Linked DNA regions of Homo sapiens: region 1 is linked to region 2. Evidence: chromatin contacts called from ENCODE POLR2A ChIA-PET data. All regions are on one chromosome and are shown on one strand. The core of a region is the stretch at or near the end of the contact, and the rest is flanking DNA. Distances in the headings are between cores, read along the strand shown.

Region 1 (6,864 bases), core at 2,801-5,300, 120 kb before region 2:
ACAAAAAAGGGGTTCTTCTCTGCGCTGGACAAATAAAACCTTCTGAAAGAGGGTTGCACCACTTCGACAGCTGAAAAGATTCTTGTGAAATGTTTCCATCGGGAAACGCAAAGCAAGAGGTGGTGACATTCTGAAAACACCAGATTCCAAATAAAATGTGAGCTGTGACAAAGATGCTGCAGGATCCAGCCTCGGTGTCAGAGACACTTTTGAGCAATGGAAAAGTTTTGATGGAAAATTGTGCACTTGGTCTGCTAAGAAGTAAGCAAGCAAAATGTTTCTTGGCAATACATTAAATGTTTTATTTGGCAAGTTCATGCCAACTCAGACTTGAAGGTAACTTACTTCTCCCACCACCTCTCCCTCCCATGGCTAAATGCCGCACTGAAAAAATAAGACAGGTGTAGGCGGTAGCTGCTTGGGACCAGAGACTCCAGGACCCACATGTGAAAGGGGCTGGAGCTGGAGGGTCCCATCAGAGATGGCAGCCGGCACTGGCAACAGGCCCATCTGGCAGTCATGGGCTGGGCCTCCAGCCCCGTCCCAGCCTGCATCCTTACCCCATCCTGTGGCACATTCTGGCCATGAGCTGGTCACACCTGTGGTTAAGCTGTCGTGGCTCAGGCTTTGCCTATAAGTGGGTGACCGAGGCAATTTCTCAGAGCCTGGTCCGTAAAACAAGAATGAAAACTTGGGCTCAGGGAGTGTGAAAAGCGCTTTGCAAGCTGCACAGCAGCCCACACCTTCCACAGGGAGTGAAGACAGGCACACTCGCAGCAATAGCCATGGCAGGTGCCCACGTATGAGCAACCACCAAAGGCAGGTGGTGGTTCTGAGGATGATAGGAGGCCTTCCTCCTCTTCCTTCCTCAAGCGTAGGAAGTGGTGGCCACTGAATCAGTCCTGGATGGGAGATCCGGCTTTCACCATTCAGACTTAGCTGGGAAAAAAGCTGGCTGCAGGCTAATGACCCCAGAAAGGGCTGTCACCAGGCCTACAGAGAGGCAGACCCAATGCCCACCCCTCAAGACCATCTCGAGGCCTGGTGAGCCATGTTCCCCACCCGAAGGCCCCAGGCCCTGAGTGCACAGGCCCTCCCCTCCCACACAGGTCTTGGCTGGTGCCCATGGAGACCCCCTGGGGAGGCGTTATTTATTTGTCCCACAGTACAGGCGGGTAACTGCCTCCAAAGGCGTGAGGGCTTGCCCAAGGACATCTAATGAGTAAGTGGAGGGGCAAGGAACTGAACCCATGCCTGCTTCCAAGGTACTGCTTTCCTTCCAGAACCACTGGGCAGAGTCAGACACAGAGCTGGACACAGCATCACTACGGCCACCTCTCAAAGCCATGCCTCTGCCTTCAGCGGCTGTCCTCCCTCTCTGCTTTTTTGTGACAATGAAGCTGAGGAAACCCAGGCTTGACCGACTGCAAATCCTGCCTCTCAGCCCCTCCCTGCCTCCCTCCCATGCTGACCACGGCACCTTCCTTCCTCCTGCCTCTTCTCCAGCAGGTCACTGGCCACGAGTTCTTCCCTGAAACAACAAATCCACAGTGTTTAACCTCTCCCCACTGGGAGCTCATTCTTTGAAATTCTGTGTTATGATGGCCACGGTGGGTGGGAGGAGGGCGGAGGGTGACGGAAGATTGCCTAACTCTCATTTCTTGCCAACATCTTAAAAAGATGTCTCCTGCTGCTGGCCAGGACTTCAAGAGCGGCCCTCCTGTGGTGGTCGAGGATATGAGCAGAGCGGCCCTGTCGTCTGGCCACCCCCAGCACTCCTATTTATACCTCTTAATGGAGCGAACTCCTTTTTTGGACAAGGATGGAGAAGAGCAAAGCAACAGCGCTGGCCTCCTGGTGCTCAAACTTGGGACACCTGGTCCCCCCAAAGCACTCACTGGTGGCCCGCCTCAGCATGCTCTTGGCTGGTTCCTCCAGAATGGGGAGCTGCCAGCTGTGCCCGCCCAGCAAGCCCTGGCCTCTTCCAGGCTGGTTGTAGCACAGCCCATTCCCTGAGCCACATAGCATCGTCCTGCCTGAGTAGACCCACCTTCTAGAGCCCTGGAAGAAGGACATGCCCATTGCTGCCCAGCACACTGGACCACCAGAACCCATTCTGTTCTCATTCCTCAAGGTCTACAGGGCAGGTGCCCATATGTCCATTCTCCAGAGAGGAGGAACAAGGCTCAGACCTGCCTGCTTCCTAGGCCGAGCAGGGAGCTTCTTCTCCCCTTCGTTTCTAACGCACTGACTTATTCATTGCCTGCTTACTTCCCAAAACGATCCACAGCATCTTCCAATAAAGGCACATGTTCAATTGTTCCATAAAAGACAAAGAACAGGAAACAAACAGCAAAAGAGGGAGGGGAAAATCAAATGAGCTCCCCCGATGACATCAGATGAAAGAGAGCTTTGCTTTTGACATCAAACTGAGCTATGGGCTTCCCAGCAGTTTGAAGAAAGAGGGATGCATGTGGGTGGCCAGCAGTAGAAAGAAACTCAAAGCCAGGCCCCTGGACTCCTCATTAAGCCAACACACATAGCAAGCACCTACGGTGTGCAGCCACTGTGCTACACACTGGGGCACTGGCGACTGAGACACGGCCCTGTCCTTGAGGGAGACAGAAGGGCTAGAACAACAATGGCGGATGAGAGAAGCCCACTTATGGGAGGTCACTCTGCCCCTCCTTTGTGGAGAAGGAAAGGTTGGGGGGTGGTCACTGGAGGAGAAAGGGACAAGTGGTGGCAGCCTCGGCATTCACCCCACTGCAACCATGGCAGGTGAGGCTCCCTTCTCTGCCTACCAAGCTGTCCCTGCCCCCCAGGGAAGACTCAGGTCCCAGGAGAGCTCTTCCTTAATTCAGAGATGACTATCTGAAGCAAGGCAGACACGCCTACTGGTCCAGCAAGGGCCATGCTTCTCATGCACGATGTGCGGGGGCCGGGAACCAGGCCTGGCTTAAGGCCCAGGGCTGGTAAGTGGGGACTGTGGTAGAATTCAGGCCATCTGGTTCCAGCCTGGGACACTCTCCACAACACCCCATTGCCGTCCCGGCCTTGTCTCCAGGTCAGAGTCATTTCCCTTGATATCTGTTGAGGTGGAAGGGACCTAAGACAGCCAACACCTTGCCTTCAGGATACTTACAGTCTGGTGATGGGCGTGCACACACACACGTGCACGTGCATGCACACACAAACACGCACATACTTGCAAACATGCACGGACACATACAAACTTGCATGTATACACACGCACACACATGCACACTCGCAAACACACATGGGCACAAACTTGCATGTACACACACGCACACACATGCACACTCACAAATATACGGACACATACAAACTTGCATGTATACACACACATGCACACTTGCAAACATACACGGACACATACAAACTTGCATGTGCACACACACACACTGCACACACACACATACATGAAATACTGTGGTGTTTCATGAAGGCCTGGCTGAGGACAATCTGTGTCCCATCAATAAGAGAGAATCCCTGCAGACTCTTGTGGAAGGCCGAGAGGCAACAGAGTGCATGAGCCCAGGCCCTCTCAGATAAACCAGGTGCCGGCCACACCTCAGCCCTCAGGACTGAGCAGTCTAAGGAAATGGTTCCCAGAAATCGTAACCATATCTTGATGCCTGGGTGGAGAAAATGAACTCAAAACACAGCAAATCAGTCTAATCTCCGTAAGACTTACTTCCGTCAGTTCCTAGGAGAAAGATTCTATGCAATACCCTCCACACGGGCCCGAGAGGAGGCCTGTCCAGCTCTGCCCTCAGAGGGGACCACTGTTGGAGGAAACTAACAAGAAAGGCCAGCTCAATCTGCTCAGCTTTCTGATCAACTGGTTCCTCCCGTTGCCTCTGCCGGAGCCTGGGGGACCCGGTGAGCAGGGAGGACTCCAGTCCCTGTATGGTCTTCCTGGGAGGCCCAGGAGCCAGCCAGCCAGCCCTCTCTGATGGCATTCTGATGGCCAGCCAGGTGGCACGTGCAGCTGGCAGAAGGCACCCAGCTTGCAGCTCCAGCCCACATGTCCCAGAGAGACCTCAGGCCACTCCCAGAGCAGCCGGCACTGACGGGCTCCAGGAACAGGCCTGAGGCATCACTGCAGCATCCCCCAAGCAGGAAGCCAGCTTCGGCATGAGTGGATTTAATCTCTATAAACCTGGCCCCATGGGGCTTTTTCTTTCCTGACCCAGTAAATGATAAATCTGACCTAGGAGATCATGGTCAGTAAATAACTGAAGCAAATGCCGAAACCCTGTAGACTGTGGAGGTGTGAAGACAGGGCTGCCAGGCTAGGGGGTGAGCTATACCTGCTCCAGGGAGGAGCTACCCCTAGGGCTGCACGGGCATGCTCCGGGGGACCTCTCCTCGGCCCCGCTGCGGCGATGCTGCCTCATCATTCATTCCTCCTTCCCCTTCCTCACTGATTCCCTTGCTTGCTCACTGGTTTTGTACACACTTCTGGGCTCCCGCAGAGCCCAGGCATTGTAACAGGGGTTAGGCTTACAAAGGTGGAGGAGGCACACGCACCTTCTAGGAAAACAGACACCTGAAGCCTAGTCCTGCTCCCCATGGCAAGGGTTCCTTGGGAATGTTTGGTGGGGACACATGTGGAATGCTCTAGGGCCTTGGGGGAGGGGGTGGGTGGTTATTTGGGACAGGGATCCACTGACATTGGAGGTAAAGCTTGGCCAGGTGGAGAGGACAGAGGATGCAGCTGTACCAAAGACCTAGAAGCAAGAAGAAAATCTGTTTTTTTCTGTTTATGCAGTTCAGAGAGGTTTAAAAAAAAAAAAAAAGTCAAACAGCTCCTAAATAGAAGAGCAGAGATTTGACACCATAACTTGGAAAACACGCTATTACCCACCATGCTGCTGCTGGGTTTCCCCAAGGGCCTGAAGTCTGCTGGCAGGGTGGGGTGGAGGGGAAGTATATGGTGAAGGAACCATAGGCAGTGGACAGACCCTTGATATCTGCTAGGAGTGTCAAGTTTCACGACTTCAGAGAAGTCAAGAATCTTCTGAGTGTTAAGAACAGCAAGCAAGAAAGTCATAATAAATGGGAAGGAAGAAAAAAGATACCAGCTAGAAACAGAGGACCAAAGAAGAGGCTACTGCACCAGTCCATGCAGGAAGACAAGTACCAAGGATGGAGAAGAGGGGACAGATCCAACCCATGGGCGAATTCTGAAGTTTCTACCCGGTGAGGCTAGGAAGCCCCTGTGGGAAACAGGGATCCAGGTAACAGATGAGTGGGAAGTTAACACTGCAGCTGGATTGCGGGGCTGGGAACCACTCCTCTCATGCTAAAGCCAAATGAGCACAAAACCTGCTGACCTGCCAAACCCCAAGAAAGTGAGTCTGTGGCCGGGCGCGGTGGCTCACGCCTGTAATCCCAGCACTTTGGGAGGCCGAGGCGGGCGGATCATGAGGTCAGGAGATCGAGACCATCCTGGCTAACACGGTGAAATCCCGTCTCTACTAAAAATACAAAAAAGTAGCCAGGCGTGGTTGTGGGCGCCTGTAGTCTCAGCTACTCGGGAGGCTGAGGCAGGAGAATTGCTTGAACCCAGGAGGTGGAGGTTGCAGTGAGCCGAGATGGCGCCACTGCACTCCAGCCTGGGAGACAGAGCGAGATTCCATCTCAGAAAAAAAGAAAAAGAAAGGAAGGAGCGAGGGAGGGAGGGAGGGAGGAAAAGGAAGGAAGGAAGGAAGGAAGGAAGGAAGGAAGGAAGGAAGGAAGGAAGGAAGGAAGGAAGGGTGGGTCTTGTGGCTGGCTGGCCAAGGGAGGAGGGCAGGGGACTGCCAGGGGTGGGAAGCTCCCTCTGCACCCCACACGCACATTCTGACCCCCATCAGCTCAGGTTATGAGAACTTCTCACCAACATAAGCCGCACCTGGAATATGCCTGAGCTGATCTCTCGGGCTAGACGGCCCCACGCACAGCACAGGCAAAGAGACAGCCAGTGTGACATTCATGCCCATCTGCCACCTTCCAAAAGGCCCTGCAGGGGGAGGGGAAAGAGAGGACAGACAGCAGGGGAGCGAGAAACCATCCCCAAAAAGAGCAGGGAAGGGACAGGTGGGCAGCGGGAACAGCTGCCGGCTTGGAGAGCTCTGACAGGTGGTGCTGAAAGACATCCTGCGACCGGGCGTCACAAAGAAAAACCTACTCTGAACTATCGCAAGGACAGAAAACCAAACACCGCATGTTCTCACTCATAGGTGGGAATTGAACAATGAGATCACTTGGACACAGGATGGGGAACATCACACACCAGGACCTGTCGTGGGGTGGGGGAAGCGGGGAGGGATAGCATTAGGAGATATACCTAATGTAAATGACGAGTTAATGGGTGCAGCACACCAACATGGCACATGTATACGTATGTAACAAACCCACACGTTGTGCACATGTACCCTAGAACTTAAAGTATAATCAAAAATAAATATAAAATAAAAATACTGAAAAAAAATAAAATAAAATAACTGCTGCATAGGCCAAAAAAATAAAAAATAAAAAAGGATCTGTTACCCCCCGCCAAAAAAAAAAGAAAAAGAAAAAAGAAAAACCTGCTCTGGCCTGACACTGCAGGAGAGAGAAGCTCCAGCCGCTCCTGCCTCCTGTGGCATTACCTGAGCCTTAGCGCTACCGTCATCAGAAGTGGAGGCTGTTTATGGTACATCCCAAGTCCTGGGCTGGATACTTGAGAAACGCCGTACACAGTGGGTTAATAAGAATTTGGAGAAGGAGGAACTGCATCTCATATAGCCTGGAAGCCCGCCTGCTCTGTCCATGGCTTCCCTTTGCTCTCTGCTCTCTCCCTGAGGATGACTG
Region 2 (7,197 bases), core at 441-2,940:
CATCATTCCCACCTGCTAATAAATCCTATCCTAAGGTTGGTTATGTCTGTTACTTGGCTGCAATGCACAATGAGAGCCCAGTCTGGGAATCTGGAGGGCAGGGTTCTGGCTATGTTTGTTTGTTTGTTTGTTTTTTAAGAGACAGGGTCTCACTCTGTTGCCCAGATTGGAGTGCAGTGGCTATTCACTGGAGTGCAGTGCATAGCACACTGCAGCCCAGAACTCCTGGCTCAAGTGATCTTCCTGGCTTGGGAGTAGCTGGGACTACAGGTGAGTGCCACCGTGCCGGACTTGGGGTTCTGCTTTTAGTTCTACAGTGGGTATCATAGTTGTCTTCTAATATTAGAAGGGCCCCCTCAGGCAAAGAGTGGTGCATTTATCCTGGATACCTCCAAAGAGCAGAACCAGGACCTAATGGGTTAACATGGCACCAGACATACCAGGTCTCCACAGGCCGACTTGGGTTTACTTTTAGCATCTCGTTAGTTCCAGTAAGATACAAAGAAAAAGCCCTGGTGTCAGCCCTCAGGAAGTCTACAATTTAGTGGGTGAGGCAAGAAGCCTATCTAATATATATAGATATATATAATATATATATATTATTATAGATATTTTTAATCCAGTGGTTTAAAATCGGATAGGCTGCTTAGAAGAAGGTATGAGCTCCCCGTCTCTAGAAATATTTGAGCAGAAGACAGAAACCAACTGCCAGGGAACCTGCAGAGTCCTATTTGGGGACCCGGTCAGAGTAGTCTGGATGTCCAAGATAATCTCAGAAGGCACTCAGAAAACCCACCAGCTCCAGGGTTCTATAGAGCAGCAGTTCCCACGCCTGGTTCATCCTCAGAACCTCCTGTTTTAAAAATACAGGCTATCCCCAAAAGCTGCTGCTTCAGTACAGGCAGGGCCTGTGTTCCAGGGTTCACTGCGTCCTCCAAAGAAGATTATGTTGAAGTCCTAACCCCCGGTACCTCAGAATGTGACTTTATTTGGAAATAGGATCTTTATGGAGGTAATCAAGTTAACATGAGGTCATTCAAGTGGGCCATGATCCAATAGCACTGGTGTCCTTATACAAAGGATAACTCTGGACACAGGGACAGATGCACAAGAGGAAGACGCACAGGGAGAAGACAGCCACCAACAAGCCAAGGAGAGAGGCCTGGAACGGGTCTTCCCCGGGTACCTTCAGAGGGAGCACGGCCCTGCACACACCTTGATTTCAAACGTCTGGCCTCCAGAACTGTGCGACAATAGATGTCTGTTGTTCTAAACCACCCAGTTGGTGGCACTTTATTACGTATCCCTAGGAAACACACAGCCTGGGGATGGGTGTTAGAGTTGCAGAGCTGCCCTGGAGGAAAATCCAGGCCAGGGGACCCATCCTGCTTTGGAGCCTCTTTCTGCTCCTGCACGGCCACCCATGCGGGCCCCTTTTGGCCCTCAGATCCCTTCTTTGCGGAAGGAAGGAGCTGGCTTCAGTGTGAGGAGCTCCCTCCCACACTCTGACAGGACACGGAGCCCGTAGCCTCAGCACGCAGTGAAGGGGCAGCCCTTCCCCATGTAGAGCTAGCTCACACATCTGCAAATGTTTCCCAGAAGAAAATGCCATTCTCCTCCAATTGTTAACAAAATTACTGAAGGCCGTGGGGCTCTGGACTATGCCCTCATGCCAAGCTTATCTCGGAGGGAGGCAGAGCAGGAGGAGGGGCCACTGATTTGTTTTGTGTGGTGCTGTTTTTAATGGGCGTTTTCTATTCTCAGGTGGGAACCGTAGGGCCCTTGTCTAGGTAAATTCCATGCAAACCTTTAGTGAAAGCAGTTACCAGAGGAAGAGCTACAGAATTCCACAGAGGAGGATACTGTGCCAGATCAAAGACAGGGCAAATGACCTCAGGAGGACTGACACCAGCACAGGCAGCACTTGGAGGGGATTAGGAAGGGGCGTCCCTTCCTCAAGACACTTTCTGCCCCCCGACCTGATACATTTACACATCTACCAGCTTTAGGATGGGAACAATGGCTCCCTAGAATTGTACAATGTACAATGAAACGCAAAAGCTCTCAAACACGAAAAACGAAGCAATGGATTGGCACCACAGGAAACAAGGGGAAGTGGCTCCTTGGTATGTGATCTTGGAAAACCACTTCACCTCTCTGAGCTTGTTTTCCTTCTTTCTCAAACTAGAATAATACTAACAGCAACAGCAAAAACAATTCCCAGGCCCACAGGGTTGTGCTGATGATCCACAGTGAGAGATCCAAGACACCTTACGAAGCTGTGGGCTTGTTTTCTGAGTGTACCCCCTGCCTGATTTACACATGCAAAATCCAAGGGCAACTGAAAAGTCATCTACAACTAAAGTCTTTGACTGAACTCAACCTTAATTTCCCTAATTCAAACTTTGAATACCATAGAAAAGATGACTCATTACTCAGAGGTGAGGGATGTTAAGTCCCAAAGGTCTCAGAAATGTCATGTCACATGTATCATGCTCCTTTCTCATAAGAAAATCTACATTGTACATCCCTAGGGTCACTGAAGCCTATTTCACAAATTATTATGATTCTTCCCAAAGAGGAAAGGGGATGTTATTAGGCAGATACTCCCACAGGAAAAAAACAGAAGTCTTTAAAATAAGTGCATAAAGATGAATATATCATGGGTAGGATATTCCTTTATATTATCTTTAAAAATTAGAGAATTTAAATGGCTCATTCTAGGGGCTTGGTTAAATATATTATAAAACTAGTCAAAGACAATGAAAAACACAGACCCCTTTAGAACTGGATAACCCCTAAGAGTCTGCTAGAACATACCCAGCATTCCATTGAAACAGCATTCAGCTTCCAAAGTCTTTCACAATTTTTCCTGACACCCATCCATTTCATGGGAAACTATAAACACAGATATGGAAAGGCTCTGCAGCATATTGTGGACTGAAAACAGCTGCGGAACAGTGTGTACACTGGGACCCATTTTGTGTAAAGTTCTATCTAGATGTTCGTATGTGCATATACAGAGATTTGGGAAAACGTTCACCTACATGCTGACGCTAATTATTTCTGAGTGGTGGGATTGGTAGCAGGGGTGCATGGGAAGACAGAGAGAGATGCTTTACATGGTCCTTTGGACTTTTTTTTTTTTCCGAGATATAGTTTTACTTTGTCCCTCAGGCTGGAGTGCAGTGGCACGATCTCGGCTCACTGCAACCTCCGCCTCCCGGGTTCACGCCATTCTCTCCCTTCAGCCTCCCGAGTAGCTGGGACTACAGGCGCATGCCATCACACCAGGCTAATTTTTTTGTATTTTTAGTAGAGACAGGGTTTTGCCATGTTGGCCAGGCTCTTCTCAAACTCCTGACCTCAGGTGATCTGCCAGCCTCAGCCTCCCAAAGTGCTGGGATTACAGGCATGAGCCACCACTTCTGGCCTGGACTTTCTTTAGTGAGTATTACCTTTGCAAATTTTTTTTTTTTTTGAGCCTCTGTCACCCAGGCTGGAGTGCAGTGGCGCGATCTCAGCTCACCACAACCTCCGCCTCCCGGGTTCAAGCGATTCTCCTGTCTCAGCCTCCCAAGTAGCCGAGATTACAGGCGCGTGCCACCATGCCTGGCTAATTCTTGGATTTTTAATAGAGACGGGGTTTTGCCATGTTGGCCAGGGTGGTCTCAAACTCCTGACCTCAGGTGATCCACCCACCTTGGCCTCCCAAAGTGCTGGGATTACAGGCATGAGCCACCATGCCTCGCCTCTGAAATGTTTTTAAGCTACCAAAAAGACTAGCAAAAATACCAAGGACCATGATATAGAACAGTCACCACTAGCCACTGAAGCATAAACTAAGAGGTGCACCTGAAGACTAGCCCTCACCTCCGTAACCCATGGAACCAACCAAGGAAATCGGGTTTCTCCTTCCTTAATTTATATTTTGCTATATATTATAGAGAATTAAGCTTTAATTTGTAAAAATCCCTCTAATTGGATACTGCTGAAGGGAAGACATCTGGGGCAAATATCTAGGCCTGGTGCATTCCATCCCAAGCAATGGTTAGTGGTTTGGAGAATAAGTGTGCGGCAAAATAACCAGTGGTTACTAATTATTATATATCACAGGGCTTGGCACCATCCATAAAGCCTCATCATGTTGGCCTCTTCCTCTTCAGAGAGGATTACAGAATTGACTGTTTAGAAATTTTTCCTCCAAGTTAACATACGTTTTCCTTGTCTTAATTGGATCCAGCCTCCCTGCCCATGAGCAGAAAGGCAATTTTTCTTTAACGATTACATCCTTCAAATGCCAGGTCATCAGCCATCCCTAGGTCTGGAAGGATCAAGCTGCTTGGCTTCCTCTTTTCTTTCCATTTGCTCAACCTCATTCTAGCAGTTATGTGAAAAGCATGTGAAGCTCACATCGAAAGTTACCTTCGATTTGGCCAAAAAAGGGATGAGTGTTATCGGCATGAAACATCTCCTCCTACTCACACAGAGCCTCAGAAATGGGGAGAACTGTTTGCCCCAAATGTTTGGTCTAATGCAAATATTTATTTCTTCCAAAACGACTAAAACAAACCACTTCCAAATTAGGGGGGAGGGGGAGTTTGCCAAACATTTTTCAGAGTTAAGACAAACATTTGGAAAACATTTTCCAATTTGCCCTATAACCTTAGTTAACCTTTCTTAACCATGTTGAATCGTATCCTAATGTACCATCTATTGTGACCCCAAGGCCATTTCTTGAGGATATCACTTTCTCGGCTCTCTTCTTCACCATCACATAACATAAATACAGGTTGAGTATCCCTTATCTGAAATGCTTGTGACCAGAAGTGCTTTGGATTTCTGATGTTTTTGGATTTTGGAATATTTGCATTATACTGGTCGAGCATCCCAAATCTGAAAATCTAAAATCCAAAATGTTGCAAAGAGTCAAGTGTGGTGGCACGCACCTGTAGTCCCAGCTACTTTGGAGGCTGAGGCAGGAGGATCACTTGAGCCCAGGAGGCCAAGGCTGCAGTGAGCTAAGCTATGATGGTGCCACTGCACTCCAGCCTAGGCAACAGATCCAATGATCATTTTGTATGCATCATGTTGGCTTTCAAAAAGTTTCAGATATTGGGCCGGGCATGGTGGCTCAAGCCTGTAATCCCAGCACTTTGGGAGGCCGAGGCAGGGAGGATCACGAGGTCAGGAGATCGAGACCATCCTGGCTAACACGGTGAAACCCGCTCTCTACTAAAAATACAAAAAAATCCCAGCACGTGCCTGTAGTCCCAGCTGCTTGGGAGACTGAGGCAGGAGAATCGCTTGAACCCGGGAAGCGGAGGTTGCGGTGAGCTGAGATCGTGCCACTGCACTCTGGCCTAGGGACAGAGCGAGACTCCGTCTCAAAAAAAAAAAAAAAAAGTTTCAGATTTTGGATTTCAGATTCTTCAGTTAGGGATACTCAAGCTGTGTAGCATCAGTCATTCATTCTGGAAATATTTTTGAACACCTACTATGTTCCAGGAACATATTCATTAGACACACACTCTCCCTAATCTGTGACAGCAGGGGTAGTGGCATCAACCCACAACAGCATTTGGCTTGAGAAAAGTTGGATGCTCAGGTATCCTTTGCTATTCAAGTCGATGGTCCAATCCTTTGTCCTTACTCCACCCCTATTCTTCCTAGAGCTAGGAGTTCCTTCTCCTGGGATGTTATCTACATATCCCAACAAGCCCCTCCTGAGTGCATTAACAGAAAACATTAAGACCAAGCAGGACCCATTTCTGCATCAGCCACTTAAAGCTGTTCTTCCTGGGACATTTGTCGACCTTCTCCAGCTTGTTTCCATTTCAGAAGCAGTGCTAAGACCCATGCCAGGATGGAATTCCATTTTCAAATGAGGTTTCACAAGACTTTTTATCAGACTTGCAGAGCAATTACATTGGCTGGGTTCTCTCCATCCAGCAGTTGGGTAATTCTATCTCCTACCCCCTCCCCTTCCCTTCCTGGAGTGGGTAAGTTTAGAGCTACACCTTCTCTGCAGGAGCAGATCAAAAGCATGGCTTCCTGTACCCTCATCATCAGGGAGCGACACCAGGCTGCCTTCCCACCAGGATCTCAAGTCTGACTGTGGACCCCCAAGGAAGTGCATGGCTCTTATACACTCCCTTGCCTCACAAAGCCCCCTGAAAAGCAGAGTTGCAACATTAACGCAACACACACACACACACACACACACACACAAACGGGTTGACATGGTTTCTAAATGCAAACACTCAAGGTTACCACTGAAAAATGGCAAGGGGTCATCCGGAGAGAGCTTTTCTGGGGGAAAAGGCCACTTCATACCCTCTCTTTGGTGAGGGGGTGGGGATGCCCTGCAATCTGCAAGAAAAACCCTCCTCGCCTCCCCCTCTCTAACCCCCTACTTGGGTAGTAAGTAAAGAGAGCTGCAGAAACCTGAGCCTGCACATAAGGTACCACTGTCAGGCAGAGGTAACTGAGGGCGAGAACCTCCTAAGGAGCAGTAAGCGGCCAGGGAAGCAGGGTGCAGGGCAGATGGGAGCTATGTGTGGTGAGCCAGCAGGAACTGGCATGCCCGCTGCCCACCTCTTGCCTCTGCCAAGGAAAGGAGGTGGTGCTGCTGCCAATGATGTGGCCCACACCTAAACTCCCATGACTGTCCCCACCACCACCACCCATGGGGCTTCACATCCAGTCCCTTGGGGGCAATTCGTTGGCCACTAGCCATGCTGAGGGGAAAAATAACGCAAGAGGCTGGCCTCGCTTGTCCGATGTGTTGGTAGGAGGGGCCCAGGCAGCGAGAGAGTACAGGTAATGGGCCTCCACAGGCGATCATACCACATACGTACACATGTGCTTATGTGTGTACAGGCACTTATGTATGGCATGTAGGCATCCTGCCTTGTCCTCAAACACAGATTCAGTTGTATTGATACACAGTTCTACTTTTAAAATGGAAACATCTACTTTGAGGATTCACCTATCAGTCATTTACAACCTAGTAGGAATTAATTTACCCAACTGCTCTCAAACTGGCCCTCAGCTGAAATCACGGTCTGAGACAGAAATTATATTCCCAATTTGCCCCTTTTCCCAGGGAATCTGACAAAGACACTCTTTCTCTTCCACAATTACAACCTCATGGGTATTTACACTTAAAAACCCTACCATCTCGAGAAGAGTTTG

Evidence for each region. ChIA-PET counts read pairs that join two places held with the same protein, here RNA polymerase II (POLR2A).
Region 1: POLR2A ChIA-PET joins it to region 2 with 16 read pairs in activated CD4-positive, alpha-beta T cell. The contact joins two enhancer-like sites. POLR2A ChIA-PET finds 5 or more read pairs at or near these places in 3 of 52 experiments (activated B cell, activated CD4-positive, alpha-beta T cell and common myeloid progenitor, CD34-positive).

The regions. Positions count from the first base shown.
Region 1 is chr10:119,343,795-119,350,658 of GRCh38, reverse strand. The region is part of intron 2 of GRK5 (G protein-coupled receptor kinase 5); the gene reads right to left. Among named protein-coding and RNA genes, the nearest start is that of GRK5-AS1, 7.9 kb to the right of the region's middle. RefSeq lists an enhancer at 751-1,252. Within about 2 kb of position 4,050, at least 4 of the 41 ENCODE cell types and tissues checked have a DNase peak (open chromatin) inside an H3K27ac peak, as active enhancers do.
Region 2 is chr10:119,217,109-119,224,305 of GRCh38, reverse strand. The region is part of intron 1 of GRK5 (G protein-coupled receptor kinase 5); the gene reads right to left. Among named protein-coding and RNA genes, the nearest start is that of GRK5-IT1, 12 kb to the right of the region's middle. RefSeq lists an enhancer at 1,422-1,933. Within about 2 kb of position 1,690, at least 8 of the 41 ENCODE cell types and tissues checked have a DNase peak (open chromatin) inside an H3K27ac peak, as active enhancers do.